2 separate regions of the Homo sapiens genome follow, and region 1 is linked to region 2. The links are chromatin loops, found by intact Hi-C in ENCODE. Cell type or tissue: MCF 10A. All regions are shown on one strand.

Region 1 (8,000 bases), 250 kb after region 2:
TGTCTCCGCTCTCATCAGTGATATCTAGAAAAAGACACCCTCTTATTTCCCACCCTTTTCGATCCTTTGGGTCCCACTGTGTCAGCGACAAATGACACTGGAGGATGACCCTGTACAGACCCCAGAGATGCCTCCCAGGGGTCCCCAGGCAGCGCTCTCCCACGGCACCCCGTAGTACCTCAGTTGTAACACGAGGGGGCAGCGCTGAGATATGCGTGTGCTTTCAGGCTCAAAGACCCAGATTCAAATCCTGTTTGTGTCACTTACTGCGTGACTGCAGAGGAATTAATTCACCTTCCTGAGCTGCAGTCTCCTCTTCCATAAATTGAGAATAATATTAGAACCTGCCTCGTGCTGTTATTTGGAGGCATCAAGGTTCACAGTATACAGCAGGTGCTTACTAAGTGTTAACTATTCTCCTTATCATATATGTGTCCAGCTTTCCTAGGAGATGTGAAATGCACCAGGCCTCGGACTAAATCATACTAAATTCGTATACCCAGAACCTGGTACACAGTAGGCACCTAATAATTGTTGAATATTAGAAATAAGACTCAGCAGCAAAAACGGGAGGAAAGGTTATTGGAGCAAAAAGATACTTCATCAGTGAGACCCCCCTTCCATGCACATCTTGTGTTGTTTACTCAGATAGCATTTATTGAGTGCCTACTGTGTGCCCGGCACTTGCTGGACACTGGGAACACAGCTGTGACCCTACAAACACAGACATGGGCCCAGCCCTCAGAAGCTTACCTTTGAGTGGCAGAAGTGACCAGATCATCGGTCACATAGCCTGTCATCACAGTCACAGGGGGACACCAGCATGTCTAGTGCTTGGGGGTACAGACAGGCAGGAAGACAAAGGGAAACAGAAGGGTCTTACGGCCCCCCACTTGGAAACGAGCCCTCATTTTGGGGGGTGTTCTTATGGGACCCTCATCTTTCTGGAGAGAAGACTGTTAAAACAGTCACAGGCCAGGGGCCACTCAAGGTCCCAAGATTGCTGTGGAACCTTCTGGAAGGTCCATATACCCTCTCTCCTCTTTCCCCAAAGCCCGGGAGCAGGAAGGTCATTCCAAGCCCAGTGCTGACTCCAGGAGTCTGATTTCCCAACTCTCCTCCCCAGAAATGCAGGGGCGGGAGAGCTGTCCCCAGCTGTCACCGACTTAGAGAACAAGGAGCCTTAACTGATGGAGACGTACCATACGAACAGCCCCTTTAGGGCCTCTAATTCATTTTCGAGACATTTAAGCATAACAAAATGTTTTAATGATTTCTTAGGGGAATTAGGAAGACATATTTTTGTTCTCATTAAATTTTATCCTCAGACACAAGAACCAAATGTCAAATGTGTGTTGGGCGCTTCCAGCTTCCCCGCTCACTGCCGGCCCCCCAGCTCCAACCCCCTCCATAAAAATAACACTCCTGGAAAATTCGCTGGGACGCGCACACTCCTGTTTTTATATTTCTTGACAGGCAAATTATTTGTCGAAATACTCCTCCCCGCCACCCGAAGCCACACAAGTCCTGATTCAACATTTTTGTTTTGAGTGACTGCTGCCAACACAGATCTTTGGCAGAGAATACGACAGAGCCTGATGGCTCAGCAAGTATTTTGATAAGTGTGCAGCCTGGATGTCTGTAATTACGAAAGAAAACCGTAAATCTTTTGGATATTGTTCACACAGATGTGGCGTGAAGTGAGAAAAAAAAAGCAGTAAAACGTGTTAAAAGCATAATTAATGTCATTGTTGTGGGTGATGATGTGATTTAAACCTCTCTGACTTCTGTATTGGTGATGGCTGATTCCTTTATCGCACTCGTAGAGTCACTAGGTACGGACCCAAGCTTCAGAAGGCTAACTTGTTAACTGAGTGATTAGTTAAAAGGAAAAAAAAAAAAAAAACAAGGAACGAGGAAATGAGAGGGCAGGCAGATGAACATTGCTGAGGAGATAAGAGACAGGTGAGTGCCCCAAAATGTTGTTTTCTACTGTGCTTTGGTTTTTACAAATCTGATGCAGATTTGCAATTCCTGGCAGACATTTCTCACCTTGCTCCTTCTCTTGGGGGGGAGGCTGATCAGGAAGGTGCTCAGTGCCCAGGCTATAGAGGTTGACACACCTGGGTGGAACTCTCAGTTTGGTGTTTTGTGCTGTGTGACCTTGGCCAGGGGCTTTAACCTCTCTGAGCTCTGGTTTCTGTGTCTTTAGAAGAGGGATAGTAATAGAACCTACTCAGGGGTGGACGTGAGGATTCGCTACGCTGTACATGAAAGCATTCCGCAGGGCTGAGTAATCAGCAGCCCATTGACATCAGGGTATAACAGTTATAGGAGTGACAAGCGTCTGCTATTGATTCTACGAGGTTCGGTCTGTTGTCAGGGACATTGGATAAGCAGTGGTGCAGGCAACAGGGTTCCTGAGCCTATAGAATAGGAAAATGCTCTACAACGTTTAAAATTTTTAAATTTGTCTCCTCGATTATAAAAGTAGCATATGCATGCTGTCAACTTCAGAAAATAGAGAGAAACAGAAAGAGGGAAAACGACCAGCTAGAAAAGCATTTTGTTGTTTTTCTTTTCCGTGATTTTTCCCTGTGTACTTTTTCAAAACAGTTGCTGATTCTACATGTACCGTTTTGAATTGTTTCCTTTATCTGACATGAAGCACTCATATTTCCCTGTGTGATTACAGATCCCAAGTAACTTTGATTCATTGTACAAGCCTAACAATCCCTTGTATAGCTGTATTGTAATTTACCTAACCCCTCTCCAACTCTGGACAGTTAAGGTGCTTGGGAACACATCCCCTATTGGTACTGTGCTGTACCAAGAAGAAAATTTGGGAAGGAAAAGTACATTGTAGCCTTGTATTGACCACAAACCCCAGGATCAGTGACCAGAATAAGAATGTTTTTCTCCTTGCTGATTTTATATTGCAGTCCTTTACTTACTAGTTCACTAAATATCTTTTCATATGTTATAAAGCATTCATATTTATACTTTTAGAAATCTCTGGTTTATGTCTCCTTAGCCCAGAGAGTGGATTTTTTCTACCAGAGAGTAGATTATTTTCTTATTGATTTGTAGACACTCTTTGTATATGGGGGATATTAACCTTTGTCCAGGTATACATGTTTCATATATTCTCCCCTGGTTTGCCTTTTGTTTCTCAACTTAGTGTGTAATGTCTCTTGTCTATTGTATGTAGCAGGTATTCAAAAAAATATTTGCAGAAAGCAAGAAATCTTAGCAAATCTTTGCTTTGTAGCTTCTGAATATCCGGTCCTGTTTTTAAAAATCTTTCTCGCCTCAAGGGTATAAGGAGTTTTTTTAGTACTTTTGTGATCTTAATTTTTAAACATTTACATTTGAACCAGCTGAAATATAATAGATATTGATAGAAGTAGCAGGGGAGGTGAAGCATTTAGCTTTGTTTTTGTCCCAAATAACTCGTTTCAGTGCCATCTAGTGGATAAGCCACCTGCACAGCTACAGGAAATAGAGATTTTCTACGATTAGAAAGTGTTGTCTGTGCTAACCTTCCCTCCTTCCCTCCTCCTCTCCCTCCTCCATGCCCACGCTTCTGCTCAGTTAGTCCCATAATGGTCAGTGGAACACTGAAGGTTAGCATAAAACAGTATTTCACCCGTTAAAAAAGGAAAAACTTAACAATGTCAATTTTCCTGAAGATGACAGTTAACTTTATTATTATTATTATTATTTTCTGAGATGTAGTCTCACTCTGTCACACAGGCTGGAGTGCAGTGGTGCAATCTCAGCTCACTGCAACCTCCGCCTCTAGGGTTCAAGCAATTCTCATGCCTCAGCCTCCCGAGTAGCTGGGATTACAGGCACATGCCACTACACCCAGCTAATTTTGTATTTTTAGTAGAGACAAGGTTTCACCATGTTGGTCAGGCTGGTATCGAACTCCCGACTTCAGGTGATCCACCTGCCTCGGCCTCCCAAAGTGTTGGGATTACAGATGTGAGCCACCACACCCAGGTGACAGCTAACTTTAGAAGGCAGTGTCGCACCATTTCCTGCCACACCTCTGCCCATGCCGTTTCCTCAGCCAGGAGCACCCTTTCCCCATGACCCCCTGGCTAAACTTTGCTCCTCCCAGCAGCTCAGGGTTGGAGAGCGGACTGAATGAAAGCATCCAGCCGGGTGCTGCTGCCTGGGAGGTGTTCAGTAAAGGCCAGTCCCTTTCAGAAGGGAGGACAGGCATTCGAGCCGTGGCGTCTCATTAGCTTATGCTCTGAGTGCTTGCTATGTGCCTAGCCCTGTGGGAACTCAAGCTCAAGTCCAGGCCTGCCCTTGGAGACTCTCGGGTTCAGCAAGGACAACATGACCCAAAGACAGACAACCAGAATACACAACAGAAAGCAGGCTTCAAGGAAGGATGGCTGGCAGAGGCCTCAGAGAGGGAGGCCTTTGGACCTGGTTTTAAAGGTTGAAGTGCCACCATGTGGAGGTCATTTCTGGGGTACTTTCTGTGTGTCAGGCAGTGTGTTCGGCCCTTACAGATACAAATTCACTGATTCCACACACACCCATACCCTGGGAGGTAGGTTCCATCATCCTTCCTCACTGGGAAGCTGAAGAAGTACAGGCTCAGATAATTCAAGCCACTTGCCCAAGGTCACACAGCAGAGAAGTGACGGAGCCTGAATCTAGACCCGCCCCGACCCAGCTCCTACCCACTACCCCAGTTGCAAGAGGAATTTAAAAATCCAAGGAGCTTGGACAAAACCACTGGAGATTTGAGCTCTAAAAAGAGTGAAAAACAGTTAAAGGGTCTTTGCTGCCAGTAGATTGAAAAGTTCCAGGCTGGAAGGATGAAGCCTTTGCTGAAATGCAGATGTGTGCTCGAGGAAGAACAAGTGGAACTTTCATTCTGGGGAGACAGTCACACAGCTCCCAACCTGGCAAGTGGAGGAAGAAAGGAGCAAGACTCCAGGTTGAAGAACCTCCCTGCAGAGCCAGGCCAATCCTGTGCTGCCATTTTGCTTCCCACATCACACTTGACTTCTCCGAGCCTCAGTTTCCCCAATGTAAAATGTGGATAATGACCTCCCCTCATTATAAGGGCCATTGGATGGGTTCAGTGAGCAACAGAGAACACTAAACATGGTGCCCAGCAGTCATTGCCCCATGCAATTCATTCAGTAAATATTGAGTGCCTACTGTTTGCCAGGCACTCTGTCAGCAACAGGGGCACAATGTTGAGCAAAACAGACACCACCCCTGCCCTCCTGGAACTTTCTGTACAGCTCAGTATATAAGAACTTGATTTTTTGTTGTTGTTTTTGGGGGTTTTTTTGTTGGGTGTTTTTTGTTTTTTATATTTTTAGTAGAGACGGGATTTCACCATAGGCCAGGCTGGCCTTGAACTGCTGACCTCAGATGATCTACCCACCTCGGCCTCCCAAAGTGCTGAGATTACAGGCATGAGCTACCGCGCCTGGTGAAGAACTTTATTTTTATTGTAAGGCATGTGGGTTTGAGTCCTGGCTGTGCTATTCCCTGGCTGGGTGGCCTTGAGTAACTGGCTCAGCCAACCTCTCTGAGCAGCTGTTTCCTCCTTTGGAAAGCAGACTTACCTCCCAGTGCCACTGGGAGGGCTGAGTAAGGTGAGGACTGTAAAGTCCTTAGCTGGGTGTCTGGCACATAGTAAATGCTCAGTAAACAGTGGCTGCTGCTGTTGGTGCTGGTGGTGGTGGTATTATTATTACCATCAGCACCCAGTGCCAAGAAAGAAGACCCTCATTCCCAGCCCTCTGTCCCTGTCCAAGCCAGGAGGAACCCCCCGCCAGCCCCACTGCCAACTGCCCCAAGAAAGGAGTGGGTAGACACATGGCTCACAGCTGCATATAAAGGCTTGGCACCCCATCTGCTATTGAAAAGTTTAGATTAAAGGATCAAAGTTAGTCTCGCTGCCACCATCAATAGCCTGAGCCTCCCACCCCCGCAGGCGCCCGGAGCCTGGGCCCAGATGGGAGAAGGCTTCTGTCTCGAAGATATTTTGGAGGGGTGCACGCATACTTCTGCATAAATGTGTTTCTAAACAGCCTCTCGGACAGCCTTTCCGGCTCTGTGTTTCCTAAAAAAGCTCCAAATGCCACTTTCCTTCAGATGGACATAGTGGGAGGATAGAGACAGCTCTAGATTCCCCAACCCCCTCCATGATTCAAAAAAAAAAAACAAAAAAACAAAAAAAAACCACCAATAGCATCAGCTAGTGGTGAAAGATGGAATAGGCGAAGTTGTACCCACCTCCCTGACAGTGCCTTTAGAAAGCCTGGTGTGGTCTTCAGATATTATCAGTCCTTTGACTGTGTTCTCTATGGGTTTGGATCCCATGTAACCAAATGAATTAGCCATTTTACTAAGTAGTTTGTGCCCCAGAGCAGGTTGATGTGTGTCGGACAAAGGCGGGTACACTTCCCCACGGTGTCCCCCATCCCTGCACGCCCATCAGGACCTGCCATCTCTGATGGCTCATAGTGGATCCAAGTCTGCCACTCATCAGCTCATCAGAAGGGTCTGTTGTATTTAAACACTTTAGATTTGGGGTCTGTACATCCAGGTTGGATCTGAGGCTGTTTGATCATCGTGGCCACTGCCCTGGTCTGTCTATTGACCATCTGTGTATTGTGGGAGTGAGTAGGGAAATGAAGTCCCGCTCACACCCCTGCGTGGGGCTGGCAGCTCTGGGCAGCCGCATGTGTCGGCTGGAAGGCTTCCGGGAGAAGTGCTGAGCCCAACAGAAACCTGCATCGCTGGCTCCAGGCAAGGAGCTGCACGGATGCCCTGTCACTTCTCCTGACACTAGGATACCAGGCTTGCCAGATGCTGGAGTGGGGGCATGATTTTAGAGGTCGGGGGCTTGGCAGCACCTAGTATTTCCCCAAGTGCGGAGTCCACATGATACTGGAGACAGCCTGGGTGTACCCGGACCCAAGACTGAAACTTTGAACACATTGCAGGATGTGCGGGTGCCACCTTTCTGCTCCCCTCTGAGTAAAGCCTCAGCCAGGTACTGGAGCATCTTCAACACCTCCACGCCACCAGCTCTCCCCTTTGAACCTCAGGAGAGGCGGCCCAGGCTCAAGGTCTTGGGCAGGCCACAGGGTCTAACGAAAATTCAGATTCAGTAACATCCATTTTCTGTTTTGTTTTGTTTTTCTCCTTGCCTTTATTTTTATGGTTGAAGCACCTTCTACTTATGATACAAGATCCCGATTTTCTATTTATGAAAGTGAGATAAAACATTACTTTAAAATATATATATTTTTAAAAAGTGAGTCAGCCCGGGCACACTAGCTCATGCCTGTAATCAAAGCACTTTGGAAGGCTGAGGCGGGAGGATTGCTTGAGTCCAGGAGTTTGAGACCAGCCTGGGCAACACAGCAAGACTCTGTCTCTACAAAAAATTTTAAAAATAGCTGGGCATGGTGACGCGTGCCTGTAGTCCTAGCTACTTGGGGAGGCTGAGGTGGGAGGATCACATGAGCCCAAGGGGTCGAGGCTGCAGTGAGCTGCCAGGATTGCACCACTGTACTCCAGCCTGGATGACAGTGTGAAAATGCTGTCTCAAAATAAAAATAAATAAAAAGTGAGTCACATAGGGCAGATGTCAAGTTAATCATCTTTCGGAGGCATATGGACACAGCAGAAGTTATAAAGGGAATACACCAGAGTCTGGCATTTGGGTCGCATTGGCTTGGTGGAAAGGCCTGGGTTCAAATCCACCTCTGACTTTTTCTTGCCTAGTGACCTTGAGCAAGTGGGTTCCCTCGGCTAGGCCTCAGTGTTCTCATCTGGAAAAGGGGGGTGATAGTGATAGCTCACGTAGTTGTTTCCTTTTTGTTTGTTTGTTTGTTTGTTTTGTTTTGTTTTGTTTTGTTTTGAGACGGAGCCTCACTCTGTTGCCCAGGCTGGAGTGCAGTGGCACCATCTCGGCTCACTGCAACCTCCTGGGTTCAGGCGAT
Region 2 (8,000 bases):
AAGTGGCGCAGGCCACCAGGAAGACTGGCAGGAGCACCAGGGAACCTCATTCCTGGGCCAGAGTGGGTCCCCTCAAGGCAGTTGGATGGCCTAAGGGTGGACTCAATGGGAACCCACAGCTAATTGCAAGGAGCCCATAGTCTTAGGTCAGGGGGCTACAGCAGCTGAAAGCACAAAGTCCCATGGTGCCCAGGCTGTGTGACCTCAGGGGTTCATCCAGGTTGGCAAAGCCACAGGATTGGCTCAGGAAGGGGTGCTGGGTCCAGCTTCCAGGGGGATGGCTATAGATCCATCTGCTGCAGTTACAAGTAGGACCCACAGCATAGAGACTCAGTGCGTGAGATGTTGGTTTCTTAGCCACGGACCAGTCCTCAGCAGGTGTTTCTGGGTGCCAGAGGCTTCCCCCAACCTGCCATTCAGAAACCCTGCCTCCTCCCTACCCTTAGGTCTTGCAGCCTTCTCCTGGGACCAGTGGGCTAGCCCAAAAATGTTCTTTCCATGGCAAAGGCCATGGCCCAAAAAACAAATGAAGCACACAACATTTCTTGAGACGTGGGCTCAGAACCAGCAGACCAACACTTCTGCCTCGTTCTGTGTGCCAAAGCAGCTCACATTGCCAAGTTCAAGATCAAGAGGCAGGAAAATCACCCTCACCCACAGTGGGAAGGTCATTCGAAGTCATCTGGCATTGGGCACACAGAGAGGGAAGGGGAAGAACTGGTGCCAGTGACACCATCTACCACAGGCAGGTATTATTATTCTCATTTTCTTTCTTTTTTTTTTTTCCTTGAACAAGGTCTCACTCTGTCACCCAGGCTGGAGTGCAGTGGCACAATCTCGGCTCACTGCAACCTCCATCTCCCAAGTTCAAGCGATTCTCCTGCTTCAGCCTCCTGAGTAGCTGGGATTACAAGCGCCCACCATCATGCCCGGCTAATTTTTTATATTTTTGGTAGAGATGGGGTTTCGCCATGTTGGTCAGGCTGGTCTCCAACTCCTGACCTCAAGTGATCCACCCACCTTGGCCTCCCAAAGTGCTGGGATTACAGACATGAGCCACCGCGTCCAAATTAAGCTGATGTCCAGAGAGGTTAAGCAACCGGACTTAGACGCAGCCAGGTAGTCGCAGAATCAGGATTCAAAGCCAGTAGCTCCTGCACCACCCCCTGCCACATTGAAAGTTGACCCCTCTATTGCTGGCATCATCGGGCAGTCATTTTCCATTGACTTTTAACTAAAGTGTGGGGTGCACACTTTCCCTTGCAGAATCTCTCTTTTCTAATAGCTTCTTGTCTGGGCCGCCATCTGTCCCTCTGCCCCATGGCGTTGCTTCAGCAGTGGGGCGAGGCCCCACCAGCCAGGTTTCCCCCAACCTTCACACTACTTAGCAACATCTAGCAGATGCAAGTTTTCTGACACGGGCTCCCAGGATTAGCAGATGCTCTTTCATGAGCATCATTTCCATCATGTTTATTACTTCCCTGAGATTATCTTAATTCCATAGTCCCCAGGAGACACATGATGCTTATGTGGCCATGTGGCCCCTGGAGATTGGAAGGAAGTGTAGGCCTGCTGGGGCTTCTTGTGGTGGAGGACTTGCCCTCTAAAACAGACTTCAGCTCCTAGAGAAGCTTCTAGACCTGGGGGAGGCTGGGAGGTCCAAGCAGTTATGACAGCTCGGTGGGAGTAGGAAAAGGGAGAAATCCAGAGGGCTCTGGAGTTAGCCTGTCTGGATTTTAATTCACTGTCTAGCTCCATGACCCTGGACAAGTTACTTCCCCTCTGTGCCTTCAGTGTCCTCATCTGTAAAATGGGGATAATAATAAAAGTGCTGGCTGGGTGTGGTAGCTCCTACGTGTAATCCTAGCACTTTGAGAGGCCCAGGTGGGAGGATCGCTTGAGCCAGGGAGTTTGAGACCAGCCTGGGCAACATAGTGAGACTCCATCTCTTAAAAAAAAAAAAATTAGCTGGATATGGTGGCACACATACCTATAGTCTTGGCTGCTCAGGAGGCTGAGACGGGAGGATCGCTTGAGCCCAGGAGTTCGAGGCTGCAGTGAGCTGTGATTGTACCAGTGCACTCTAGCCTAGGCAACAGAGTGAGACCTGTCTCAAAAATAGTAATAAAAGTGCCTACCTGTGGGGTCGTTATGAAGTTATATGAATTAATTCTTGGTGCTTAGATCAGTGCCTAGCACATAGTGATTAATTATAATTGATTTGAATGATGTAAGTATTATATTGGGCTCCTAAGGGTCAGCTCCACCCAGGCCTCCAAGTATCACTCATTTCCCCCAAACATCGATGCTGATCATGCAGCCTGCATTCAGGGGGCACCTGTGGTTGCCAGGCTCTTCGCATGCATTGTCTTATTGTCACAACACTAGGAGGTCCCCATTAACCAGACTGGGAAACTGAGGTTCATAAAGGTGGAGTGATGGCCAGGTGGAGTGGCTCATGCCTGAATCCAGCACTTTGAAAGGCTCAGCGGGGAGGATGGCTTGAGGCCAGGAGTTGGAGAGAGGTAAAGCAACTTGCCCAAGGTCACAACTACAAAGTGGCAGAGGTAGGATTCAAATCAGAGTTCAAACCTGGTTGCTGTGATTCCAGACCTGCTTCTTGCAGTCCCTAAGCATTCTTGTGTTTGGTTTGGGAGGAAGGAGGAGGGAAACAGACTTCGCTTCCACGATGTTGATGGTTTCTTCCAACCACCCTTTTGGGGGTTTTGACCCACTTTACAGCTGAAGAAACAGGTTCAGGCAGGTGGAGTGACTCACCCAGGGTCACACACCAAGGAAGAGGCACAGCTGGGGTTTGCATCCTCATTTGGGCTTGGGTCTGACTTCAGACTCGTCCTAGGCTCTGTCCTGAGATACATAGCAATTGCTTTGCGTTCTGGTGTTATCTCCTTCCTCTGAATATCTGTTTGAGAACTTTACACCCATTTTACAGCTCGGTGGATGGGGCCTGGGAGAAGCCAGCGAGTGACAGAGCAGCGACTCAAACCCCTGCCTCTGGATCTGATCCTCTTTTTTGTCTTGGGCAAGGAAATTGCTGCTTGGGGAAAGGAAAAGATAGGAGGAGAGAAGGAAGCTTTAAGTGGGTAGGGGTGCCCCCAAGTCTAGCTTTGGGCTCCCTCAGTTATCACCAGTCAGGTTGGGGGCTGCCCAGAGCCCTCATTCAGGTCCCAAGGGCGCCCAGGCTTGGCGTATACACCGAGTGTCCACCAGGTGGGGCTTTTGCCAAAGGCCAGGCTCCGGGAAGCCCCAGGAGAGGCCAGGCTGCCCCACCCAGGGAAGGGAAGGTACAACTGGACATACCCTCCTGCCTGTATCTTGGCAGGATACTCACTCGTGTGCACACGCAAGCTGTGCAAACGTGTGTGTGAGCACACAGCCATGTCTCAGAAAACCTGTTTCTGGCTCGTGTGCAAATGTGCATGAAAAGATGTGCATGGGACATGCAGGTGTGTGTGCATGTGTGTGTTCATTTATGTGCAAACATGAATACATGTGAGCAGTGCAGAATAGGTGAGTGCAGGTGTGAGCAAGTGTAGACAGGAGCATGTGCAGATGTCTATCTGTGCATCTGTGTGTGCACATATGTGCAAATATGTACATATGTGAGTGTGTGCAGAAAAGGGTGTGGGCACATGGGTGGCAGATTAGACCCTGACCTTGGGTGCTGAGGTTCATTTTAGAGTCTCTTTCTTAGGCTCCAAAAATGGAGGCAAGGGGATGGAACCAATGACCTCTTGAGGTCCCCAATGCCTGGTACATTTGCCAGAGACCCTGATGGATGCCAAGGACTTGGAGCAAGAAGAGTCATGGCACAAGGGGCTGGATGTGCTTCCCGGGTCAGGGAGTGTGGCAGCGGGGCTGGTTGTGCTTCGTGGGTCAAGGAGTGTGGCAAGAGGGGCTGGATGTGTTTCCTGGGTCAGGCAGCGTGGCAAGAGGGGCTGGATGTGCTTCCTGGGTTAGGGAGTGACTGAATGGGGGGATTTTGCTCCCCCAGATGCTGAATTCTTTAGTACTCAGAGGTTTCTGCAGTGTGAGGGATGGAGACTCACCCTTCAGAGAAGAGCTTTGAACCTTCCTCCTGGATGCTCAGAGCTCTGGGGAATGTGGCCCGAATCTGTGGCCGCAAGAGGGGATTGGCTCTGACTTCCAGGCCTGACTCAGCCCCTCACCAGCTGTGCAGTAAATGTAAGGTCCCACGAAGGAGTTAGAGGTAGTCGAGAAAGGGAAGGGGTGGCATTAAAAGTCAAGAACTGGAGCCTTGGCATCAAAGAGAACAGGCTTTGACCCCTGCCTTTGTTGCTCACAGGCTGGGTGACCTCGGACAAGTCACTCACCCTCTCTGATCCCCCATTTCCTCAGCTATTAAAGGGAGGAAACAGCCACGCTTACCTCCAAATGCTGTCAGGGAAGGAAATTAGATGACGGGGAGAGCGAGCCCAGCCCCATGAGGCCAAGTGGATCAGTTTTTGGTTTGCGGAAGCCAAGAGCTGAGAATCCAGAAGTTCCAAGGGGATTGAGGGAGTGGAAAGGCAGGGACTGGCTGCCAGGGCAGCAGACATGTTCCTTCTCCCCTCCCACTTGTGCCCCCCCCAACACCTGCCCCCGTTGGCTCCAATTTGTCTGAATGGCATCTTTATCCCTGCTTCTCTCCTGCCCTGAGCACTGGCAGCAGAAGCTTAAACAGGGCAGGAAGGGAGGGTGGGAGGAGGAGAAGAGCAGGCTTTTGTAGCAGGGCTGCCAAAGGGTGCACGTTTTCCTGACCAGCTTCTAAATTGTGCTCAGCCATCGTCCTGCTGAGTGAACTCAGGTGGGCTATTCCACCTCTCTGAGCCTCAGTTTACTTATCTGTAAAATGGACACAGGCATGCTCAATGTGAGATTTGGGGAGAATGCTGGGGATGGCCTCAGTGCATAGTAGGCACCATTATGACAACAATGATGACGATGACAATGATGATGATCGTGGAGAGGGACAGAGAAAATGTAAGCATCCACATATCCCTGGCTTACCAAAGGAATAAAAGAATTCTTTCTTTCTTTTTTTGCTTGGCTCCAGGCCCATGTTTTGCTGATGAGACTAAATGTGAGAACCTCCGATTTGAAGAAGAGGGAGGAGAAATGTGAGCCCAAGGAGGAAGAAGAACAAAGGAAGAGGGAGAAGAGGAGAAGGAGCTGGAGAATTGGAGAGTGAGCGATGAGAGAGAGAAGACGAATGAGCTGTTTGTAGGGAGAGAAATTAAAAATAGAGCCTGGAGAGGCTGCTTTAATGACGGGGACTTAGGGGAGAGAAAGAAGCAAAGAGGATCTGAAGGCGGTAAGCCCTCCATGCCTTGCCCTTAAGAAAACCTGTAGCAATAGTCTGCAGTCTTCATTGAGGCTTTGGGGGCCCCGATTGTGGAGTTTTGTTTGGGTGGGTGAAGGGGTGTGCTGGAGGGCTCAGTTCTTCGCAGAGTACAGACAAGGCTGATGTTGCCTTTGGGAGCCCACAGTTCTGGATGCTGATGGAGGAATGGGCCACTGCCCAAGCCAGAAGAATGGGATCTGGGTGAGATGGAGGGTCAAATGGGTGCCCGGAATTCCACAGTGATTGTTTCTGAGGACTTCAGTCACTGTCTCACTTACGCACTGGGCTGCTAAAATAGGAAGGCAGACCTGGAAGGCAGGTGCTTGCCCTGGGGCCAGCTTCTCAGAGGCTCGCACGTTGTGTGCCCAAGGAAGAGCTGTACAGAGCAGGGGCCTCTAGAACATTTGACCTTTGGTGAGCAAGTGTCTCTAAACCTCCTGGAAGCTGCCAGCTGTCAAGTGGCATTTCATTCCGGGGGTACTCAAAGAAAATTCAGTCCTTGTTCTGGCCACAATCCAGTTCGGGAAAGAATCCTGGGCTATTACATGACCAGAGCTATTAGGATGCTTTAAAACAGACAGACAGACAGGCAGACAAACATAGTATAGTGAAGTCAGATTAATCACAATATGATCCTTCCATTCCAATGTTCTGTGCTGTTGGAAAAAAGGAACTAGTTGAATTTCTTCAAATTCATGGTGTGCCGACATCTCCACCTGGGGTTGATCTTGGTGTATGGTGTGAGGTAGAGATCTAATTGTATTTTTCCCATATGGGTAGCCAGCTGGTCCAGCATCATACTGAAAATGAAATCTATCCTTTCCCCACTAGTTTATTATGCCAGCTCTGCCATCTACTCATGTATTGGTTCTAAATTTGTATGAGTCTGTTTCTGGGCTTTTGATTTTGTCCCCTGGGTCAATGTGTCTTACTTGCTCTCTGTTATTACAGCTTTATAAGAAGTCTTCTTCTCTTATAGGAATGATTCTCCTATCTTGTTACTCCTCAAACTTGCCTCGGCTGTTCTTGACCCTTGCATCTTTGTAAGAATTTTTGAGATGGGCTTGTCACGTTTCATGAAAACTCTTATTGAGGTTTTCATTGGAATTGCCTTAAATGTATGAATTAATTTGAGGAGAAATGACATCATCCTGTTAATTCTTCCAGCCCATGAACAGGGAATCTCGCTGTTCAGTCAGCTCTTCTTTTATAGACATCTCAGGTGGGTGTGGTATGTGTATGAGTCAGGGTCCCAGGAAGAAACAGACCCCCACCCCTCCCACAACCAAATGAAGATTCCTGATGAAAAAATAAATTTGTGCTCATAAAAAAGCTTAAAATGATGATGTAGAAATTATCCAGGCATGGTGGCTCATGGCTGTAATCCCAGCACTGTGGGAGGCTGAGATGGGAGGGTCACTTGAGTCCAGGAGTTTGAGACCTCCTGGGCAACATGGCTGGAGTCACAGAGAGACCCCATCTCTACATAAAGTAAAAAATTAGCTGGACATGGTGATGTGCACCTATAGTCCCAGCTACTTCAGGAGCTGAAGTGGGAGGATCTCTTGAGCCCAAGAGGTTGAGGCTGCAATGAACTATGTTTGCACCACTGCACTCCAGGCTGGGCAACAGAGCAAGACTCTGCCTCAAAACAAACAAACAAACAAAAGCAACAGTGACAAAAAAGAAATGATAAGGGCCTGTAAGCCCATTTTCCAGAACTAATATCTGTTAACCATTTGATATCTAGTTTTGTTGACTTTTCCCAAAGCACCACATTTTAAGGAAAGAGATTATTCCATAATGCTGTTCTATAACCTGCTTATGTTTACTTTACCGTATATCATAGACACATATAAATATATGCCTCAACATATATAAATAGCCCTCACTTTCTTAACAATTGAATTGCGTTCCGTGGTAGGGGTCAGTCAGGGCCCCAGCAGGGACACTCAGCTGGGATTTTTTTGTTTTTTGTTTTTTTTGAGATGGAGTCTTGCTCTGTCACCCAGGCTGGATTGCAGTGGTGAGATCTCGGCTCACTGCAACCTCTACTTCCCAGGTTCAAGTGATTCTCCTGTCTTAGACTCCCAAGTAGCTGGGCTTACAGGTACCTGCCACCACGTCCAGCTAATTTTTGTATTTTTAGTAGACACAGGATTTCACCATGTTGGCCAGGCTGGTCTTGAACTCCTGACCTCCAGTGATTCATCTGCCTCGGCCTTCCAAAGTGCTGGGATTACAGGTGTGAGCCACCGTGTCCAGCCTTGGCTGGGATTTTTAAATGAGGAGACCATCTGAAGAGGTGTGGGCAGAGGAATGTTGAGGCCACCAGGTGCCAGCAACAGGGGAAAGCCATTTCCATCCCGGACCTGAAGCAGGAGGAAGAGGGAGCAGTTGCTGGGACCCAGTGAGAGCAGGAGAGGGACAGCTTGACAAGGACTGCGTCTGTAGAAGGACCCAGTCACAGCCAAAATGGCAGCAAAGTAGGGAGGGAGCTGGGGAATGAGCACCCCAACCTTCTCTCCTCCTGCCTTCTTATTTCCTACCAGGGCCTCCCACTAGCCAAACCCAAGTGAAAGCCAGAGAGCAAGGAAGCCTGGGAAATGTGGTCCACAGAGGTCAGCTTCCTGGG

What was found. Peaks named below come from ENCODE experiments on the same cell type or tissue, not always from the same donor. Only the 100,000 strongest peaks of a DNase experiment are listed, where the experiment ranks them.
Region 1: it touches region 2 in a loop (18-fold over the local background); 10 of 110 quality-filtered maps call a loop at or near these places.

What each region holds. Positions count from the first base shown.
Region 1 is chr12:111,268,754-111,276,753 of GRCh38, forward strand. All of the region lies in intron 4 of CUX2 (cut like homeobox 2), which reads left to right. Among named protein-coding and RNA genes, the nearest start is that of MIR6760, 31 kb to the right of the region's middle. In MCF 10A, CTCF peaks have their summits at 180 (motif pointing right) and 6,277; no DNase peak of the experiment used is centred here.
Region 2 is chr12:111,021,135-111,029,134 of GRCh38, forward strand. It overlaps LOC105369981 (a long non-coding RNA gene), which reads right to left and starts at 4,564. Exons shown (of 3, transcript XR_945338.2): 1 at 4,411-4,564. In MCF 10A, a CTCF peak has its summit at 3,210 (motif pointing right); a DNase peak (open chromatin) is centred at 3,247.